3 separate regions of the Mus musculus genome follow, and all the other regions are linked to region 3. Evidence: chromatin loops called from intact Hi-C (ENCODE). Cell type or tissue: heart. All regions are shown on one strand.

Region 1 (2,500 bases), 390 kb before region 3:
GTGACACTTACACATTACCAAGTCCAGCCACAGCACAAGGTACAACCTTGGCCATCTCTGGAACACAGCCTCTGTGCTCTCAGAAAACACTTCCCAGAAGATTTCACCTCAATGATGCTGGTCTCTTCTTAATCACCGCTAATTTCTTAGCTCCAGCTAACCAGCATCAATAGTCCCAGTAATGCAAACTTTTCACTTTAGTAGTTCTAGTATTTTGTTAATCACAGCTGATTTTTCAGCCCCAGCTAACCAGAACCACAGAATCTTCACAATCAAAATACCAATGGCCCTGAAAAGAGTCTTTAATCTTCCCTTTGAAATTTCACAAGTCAGGCCTCGATCTTCTGCACTGTTCTCAACATTATCTTCCAAGCTCCTACACAACATCCCACAGAGCTCTTAAAACCAAATGGATCTTTTAGCTTAAAGTTCCAAAGTCCTTCCACAGTCCTCCCCAAAACATGGTCAGGTTGTCACAGGAATACGCCACTTATTATACCAGTTTGTCTTAATCAGGGTTTCTATTCCTGCACAAACATCATGACCAAGAAGCAGTTGGGGAGGAAAAGATTTATCCAGCGTACACGTCTACATTGCTGTTCATCACTGAAGGAAGTCAGGACTGGAACTCACACAGGGCAGGAAGCAGGAGCTGATGCAGGGGCCATGGAGGGATGTTACTTACTGGCTTGCTTCCCCTGGCTTGCTCAGCCTGCTCTCTTATAGAACCCAAGACTACCAGCCCAGAGATGGTCCCACCCACAAGGGGCCTTTCCCCCCTTGATCACTAGATGAGAAAATGCCTTATAGCTGGATCTCGTGGAGGCATTTCCTCAACTGAAGCTCCTTTCTCTGTGATAACTCCAGCTGTGTCAAGTTGACACAAAACCAGCCAGTACTCTTGTATTTAAGAAAAACAAATTTATTAAGGGTCACATTTTTTTCCCTAATTGACAAATAGAAAATTTTGATGTTGTTTGGTAGCATACTCAACTATCTTCTCCACTAGATGTCACTGTTGCACTTTAAAAACGAATATGCTACACTTGCATTAAGAAAGTAACATTATTTAGCCCATGGACAGGGACTCCTGTCCTCCCTCCCTTTCTCCATCTTTCTCTCCCTCCTGACAGGAAGCACTCATCAGCGGGATGGGACATGGTGGTGTTTGCCCCAGTTTCATTACCCCAGGAGGAAGTAGAAAGATTTAGAGTTTGAGGCCTGGCTGAACCATGTGAGATACTGTTTGGGGAAAAACCAAACCAAACCAAACCAAACAAAAAACACCAACAATCAAAAATAGGAAAGAGAAGGAAGGGGGAGGAGAAAGATGAGGGGAAAAAGGAAATTGAAAGATGAGAAGGAGGAGGAGAAATAGGGGAGGAGGGAGGGAAGGAGGGATGGGAGAGGGAGGGAATACTACTAAGACCCAGACACAATGGAGCACTCAGCACTCAGGTGGCAGAGACAGGGGCATTAAGAAAGTAACATTATTTAGCCCATGGACAGGGACTCCTGTCCTCCCTCCCTTTCTCCATCTTTCTCTCCCTCCTGACAGGAAGCACTCATCAGCGGGATGGGACATGGTGGTGTTTGCCCCAGTTTCATTACCCCAGGAGGAAGTAGAAAGATTTATGAGTTCAAAGCTAACCAAGGCTGCATGGTGAGACCTTGTCTCAAAAAAGGGAAAGAAACCTCATCAGGGGTTCTTATCAGTAGGCAAGTATTCAAAAGGGACGGGGTAAGATTTTGTTGCACAGTTTTGTGTGTCCAGATGATAAAGAAAAATCCAAAGTCTATTAAAGAACGGCTGAAACAGGGACAAGCAATGGACCCTAAAGAATTAGAATTGTCCTAGGAATCCCATACCAGAGCTGAGAATGGGATGAACTCTGCCCCCAGGATGAGATTCAGACAGCCAAGTCATCATGCCCACCGTCCCCAGCTGAATCTAGTCCTTGGGCCTCTGGTTCCTTTTGTTTCTTTCAGAAAGACTAAGAGTATGAGGGCTTAGCTCTCCAGTTCTGCCTAAAGTATAAATAAGCCCAGATTCTTTTAGTGGTTTTCAATCTCTTTTTAAAATACAGAGACCATAAAATAGAGGCTCATAGACCTAAGTGACTGGCAAGGCGGCTGGTCTGTCTACTAAAGCATGATGACTTTAACGTTAGGCCTTTATTTTCTCCTCTTCTTCCTCCTCTTCTTCTTTTTAATTACTTGATTCTAGGACTCGGTCTCATAAAGAAGTTCCTTTTTGGTGAATCGTTTTGAGGTGAGGCAAAATGGCAGGGAAAGAAAGGACACGAAGAGGGTAGGGAGACCCCCAAACTCTAGAGTCTGGGTGAAGCCTCCCACTTGAGAATCAAGGTTACCAGCCCAACTAACCTTTGCTGTGAAGGTTGCAGGTAAAAACAATTTCTTTTTTCCTTTCTTTTTCTTTCTTTCTTTTTCTTTTTTCTTTTTTAACACAATTTCTTTTATGTAGAAGCACTTCAAGAAA
Region 2 (2,500 bases), 390 kb before region 3:
TCAAATTCATAGGAATTCACCTGTCTCTTCCTCCTGAGTGCTGGGATTAAATGTATGTGCTACCACTGCTCAGCAAAATAAATGTTTAAAATTAAAAAATATTACATGTATTTATTGTGTATGTGTGTGTGTGTGTGTGTGTGAGAGAGAGAGAGAGAGAGAGAGAGAGAGAATGCACACATGCACACCTTAAAGCATTTATGGAGGTCAAAGGACAACAGGATCACCATCACAAGTCTCTCTTCCTACCTGTGGTTCCCAGGGATTAAACTCAGAGACTCAGGCTTGTCCCTGAACATCTTTACCTACTGAGCCTTTTCATCCATACGACATCCCATTTTAAAGACCAGTAGCTAAGTTCAAATGGGCAGAAGTAAAGAAATAATAGTTAAGAGCAAAAAAATGAGGTAGAAAATGGACATTCAATAGAAAAATATACTAATCACTGAAAATCTTCAATTCCAGCACTTGGGTGGCAGAGACAGGTGGATCCCTGTGAGTTCCAGGCCAGCCAAGGCTACCTAGTGAGAATTTGTCCAGAAAAAAAAAGTTTTTTTAATTAAAATTAGGAGTTGGAGGCCTGCTTGGGCTGTATATAGAGATCCTGTCTCAAAGATCCAGAAAATGAAAACCAAGGGAAGAAGATGGGCCACCCACAAGATCCTGCCCTAGAGGCTCCTGGTCTGGTACACAGAAGAAGCCTGAAGACCCCAGGGCCTGGCGATAGCTGCCTTCTAGATTTGACTGGGGACAGACGCACCAGAGACTTTATGTGCCTGCTCTGGACCGGGAGCTTCCAGGACCCAAGCAGCCACTGCAGGCAGGAGTGGGGTGAAATGGAGGAACCCCATTCCTGCCTTAGCTTCTGAGAAGTTGGCTGCGGAGAGGAATTTATTCTTTTCTTTTTTAAGACTTATTTGTTTATTTTATGCATATGAGTATACCACCGTTGTTTCTTGAGACACACCAGAAGAGGGCACCAGACCCCATTACAGATGGTCTTGGGTCACCATGTGGTTGCTGGGAATTGAACTCAGGACCTCTGGATGAGCAGCTAGTGCTCTTACATGCTGAGCCATCTCTCCAGCCTGCAATTTATTATTTATTTATTTATTTTTTTTGAAGCAGGGTTTCTCTGTGTAGCTTTGGCTGTCCTGGAACTCACTCTGTAGACCAGGCTGGCCTCGAACTCAGAAATCTGCCTGCCTCTGCCTCCCGAGTGCTGGGATTAAAGGTGTGCACCACCACGCCCGGCTTTTTTTTTTTTTTTTTTCCCGAAATTTATTCTTGAAGCTACTTTTTGCCTGACTGACCTGCAACTCCAGTGGGTAACCCACAGACTTGCTCCCTAAGAGACTACACTATTTTTTGGTACACACAAGGGGTCTGAGAATTCTTCGAACTGCAATGGTGCTCAGTGGCTGCTACCTGCTCCATGTAATCCTGATTGGCAGACCGTTTTATCCTCTTTAAAGCTGAAAATCCTCAATTGACAACTAAGTCCTTCTCCTCTGTACTCTTCACTGGCTGCTCACTCTGTTCTTTGAGGTCAAGAAGCTTGTGGGGACAGGTGATGGTCTCTACCAACTGCCTCAGCCCTACCTAAAAAGAAAGAAACAAAGAAAAGGAGGAACAAAAGAAGGGAGGGTGGGAGATAGGGAGGGAGGAAAGGAAAGAGGGAGGAAGGGGGAGGAAGGGAGGGAGGGAAGGAGGGAGAGAGGAAGAGAGGAAGGGGGAGGGAGGGAGGAAGAGAGGCAGGCAGGGAGGGAAGACACACGTGTAAAAGCAGTAATTCAAAGCAGAAGACAGAGGCTGGAGAGATGGCTCAGCAGAAGATACAACAAAGGCAGACACAAAACAAGAACCAGACAAAAAACGATAGAAAGAAAAACAGAAAAATGAATGTTAGAAACCAAAAGCCAGTGCTTTTTTTTTTTTTAAATTTAGTAATGTATAAATTGATTTTTGTTTTCTATGTCTTGGGCAGTGAAATTCAAAATAGGTAATTGGTTATTTATTACCAATTATCAAGACTATTTGAAATTTTCATTTAAATACTAGCTAATGGCTGGAGAGACAGCTCAGCCATTTGAGAGAACCCAAGTTTGATCCCTAGTTTGTATGTCAGATGCCTCACGACACTAGCCTAGTTCTAGCGGGGGATCTGATACACCTGGCTTCCAGCAAGTTATTCATGTACACACATCTACAATATGGACACACAGACGCGTGCACACACACACACACACACACACACACGAACGTGCAGAGTTAAAAACAACAAAAATTAATGTTTCAAAAAAAAAAAAGTAAAATGCTGGCCAATCCTCTTAAGTTTTTTATTTCTTCTGTGAGGTTTGAGAAATTCTTTTCTATATTGAAACGTCATACTAGTTCAACAGAGGAAAGACTGATTGCAGCTGAAGAGTTCAGAATGCAATTGTAGCCTAGTGATATATCTAAACAATAAGAACAAAACAAAAAAACCAAAGGACTAAAA
Region 3 (2,500 bases):
CTGCTAGGAAAACCACAGGAATTTTCTTCCTTTAAAATGAAATTATATTTATATAACTAAACCAAAAGTCAGTAAAAATTTCTGTTTCCGGTAGTGTTCAGAACAGTTGCATACATGCCCGTGCCCCAACCCTCCCCCCCCCTTTTTTTTTTGTTCTATACTCTGCCGGCTTCCCACAAAGTCAATTAAGCCTCACTATGAGCAAAGGGACACTTACCTAGCGGGTGGACATTCTCTCTTTTGCATTCTCTAAATGCAGACACGTACTTTCCTCGGTCCCTGAGCGGGACTCGCAGCCACTGGTTGTCGCTCAGCCTGCGGCGGCTGCCAGACTCTACTGCAGACCCGGATGCCAAGGGATGCCAGTGGCCGCACAAGCCGCTCCCTCCAGGCCAGCTCCCCACCTCCTCTACTCCCAGGAAGTTTCAAGAGGTGGTTGATGCTAGAAGCCTGGGAGAAGGCAGGGACCCGAGAGTGCCTTTCAAAAGGGCCAGCAGCTGGAGAAGCTGCAAAGACTGCCCACGACTAACGAACGAACGTTAGTGCGTCTTTCTTTTAAAGACCTGGAAAGAGTGTGGGAGGGTAGCTGAGAAGCCCACGTGACCACAAACCGGGAGCCAGAGATCTCAGGCACTCCCGCGCCGTGCAACCAGATCCACTGGATGTGGACCTCCAGCCACTTCACAGTCATCCTCTAGGGACACCCCGCTTCCAATAGACTGACGATGAAGGATCGAGATGGGGGCCCGGGAATGGGAATTTCTGACCAGATCCCCAGGGATTCTGGACTTAACCGCGTGCGTCCAGGGACCACACTTAATCCTGTTTCCATACTTTGACCTACGTGCGTGTCATTAAATGCTTAAGTTTGACAACTCTCCTTGAGAAGCATGGGCCAGGCCCCGGTTTCGGGTAATAGCACCGAAATTAGCAGTAATAACGAAGTAATGAAGGCAGATTCCTTTGCAGGGAGTGTTAGCTTGTGCTCCAGAAAGGCAAGGCAATGGGGCTGGAGGTGAAGGTTTGAACGCTCATCTATCAGCGGCTGGCGATGGAAGCCGGGAGAGAAAACGAGTTGTTTTTTGTTTTGTTTTGTTTTGTTTCGTTAAAAAAAAAAAAGAAAAGAAAAAGAAAAAGAAAAAGAAAAAGAAAAAGAAAAAGAAAAAGAAAAAGAAAAAGAAAAAGAAAAAAAGGCAATGGGTTAGGTCCAAGATCCCGCGAGCCTCCTGGAATTCACCTGGAGAAAATCTGCCTGCGCTTTTACAGGGGCGGAGAGGGTCTCTGGCGCCCCCTGATGGTAGATCTGATCCTCCCAGCTCAATCGCTTAGCCTGGAAGTGACCCTTCTACACAAAGGCTGAAACCATACCTTATAGTCTTTGAGGAAACAACTGGCTTTAAGGCAGCCTTTGGTGGCAAAAGTTAAAAGGAAAACAAATGACCTGTAGGCCAACCTGGTGTCACTGGTGTACCTAATTAATCGTCAAGCCATCCGCACACATCACGGGGATGTTTGTGAAGGATTTTAAAGATCTACTTTTTATCTTTTAAATTATGCACACATGGGTATGTACACAGGCGTGCAGATGTCTACGGAGACTATAGGTGCGGGATTCCCTCCTGCGTATGGGTGCTGGGAACAGAATTAGGCTTCTGTACAAGAGCAGCAAGCTATCTTAACAGCTGAGATGTCCCTTCAGACCCAGAATGTGATTCTTGGTGGACGGTACTCTAATAGAAGAAAACCGGGGGGGGGGGGGGGGGCGGGGGGGATTTGGAGGGAAACTTATACAATGTCAGCCTCAACATTTTGGGTGTAACCAAAACGCCTTCGGGGACCTTTCTGAGGCCCGGGTTTATGAGTGCCACAGGTAGGCACCGCAGACTACATATGTGGAGAAGCACGGTCTTTATAGACTATGAGCAAAGGCTATACCAAAAGTTTCGCTGCTGCCGGGCGGTGGTGGCTCACACCTTTAATCCCAGCACTTGGGAGGCAGAGGCAGGCGGATTTCTGAGTTCGAGGCCAGCCTGGTCTACAAAGTGAGTTCCAGGACAGCCGGGGCTACACAGAGAAACCCTATCTCGAAAAAAACAAAAACAAAGCTCGCTGCCCCCATTCATCCCATGTACAGGTTTCATTTAAGCTAAAAGTCCTGGGTTCTCTCCATTTGTGAGATAGAATGTCCCTGTCCTTTTAGGAAAGGTAGAGTGGATGGGAGAGTGGGTAGCTACTGAGTCCATCCTGGTGAGGATAGGCAAGGATGAGATTAATACTTCCCAGTCTGCACGTCCCTGTGTCCTTTCCTGTGTGTCTGTGTGTCCTGTGTCACTCAGTCCTTCCTCCTTTCCTGCCTTGGTAGAAAAGTTGCAGTAGCGATCTTAAACAAATCAGTTCATTTAATGATACTTTGTTAACAAGATTCATCTGGAGGGAGGCCAGGATAGCTCAACCAATAAATGAACTTGCCGAGCTAGTCTGACAGACCAGCGTTTAGTTC

What was found. A loop is a pair of places that touch in the nucleus more often than their neighbours do. Peaks named below come from ENCODE experiments on the same cell type or tissue, not always from the same donor. Only the 100,000 strongest peaks of a DNase experiment are listed, where the experiment ranks them.
Region 1: it touches region 3 in a loop (6-fold over the local background); 28 of 42 quality-filtered maps call a loop at or near these places.
Region 2: it touches region 3 in a loop (5-fold over the local background); 26 of 42 quality-filtered maps call a loop at or near these places.

What each region holds. Positions count from the first base shown.
Region 1 is chr12:75,785,843-75,788,342 of GRCm38, forward strand. All of the region lies in intron 2 of Gm40447, which reads right to left. Among named protein-coding and RNA genes, the nearest start is that of Syne2, 31 kb to the right of the region's middle. In heart, a CTCF peak has its summit at 982 (motif pointing right); no DNase peak of the experiment used is centred here.
Region 2 is chr12:75,791,319-75,793,818 of GRCm38, forward strand. All of the region lies in intron 2 of Gm40447, which reads right to left. Among named protein-coding and RNA genes, the nearest start is that of Syne2, 26 kb to the right of the region's middle. In heart, no CTCF peak of the experiment used is centred here; no DNase peak of the experiment used is centred here.
Region 3 is chr12:76,176,730-76,179,229 of GRCm38, forward strand. Esr2 (estrogen receptor 2 (beta)) reads right to left here and starts at 530. Exons shown (of 10, transcript NM_207707.1): 1 at 218-530. In heart, CTCF peaks have their summits at 1,300 (motif pointing left) and 1,501; no DNase peak of the experiment used is centred here; H3K4me3 peaks cover 1,276 bases.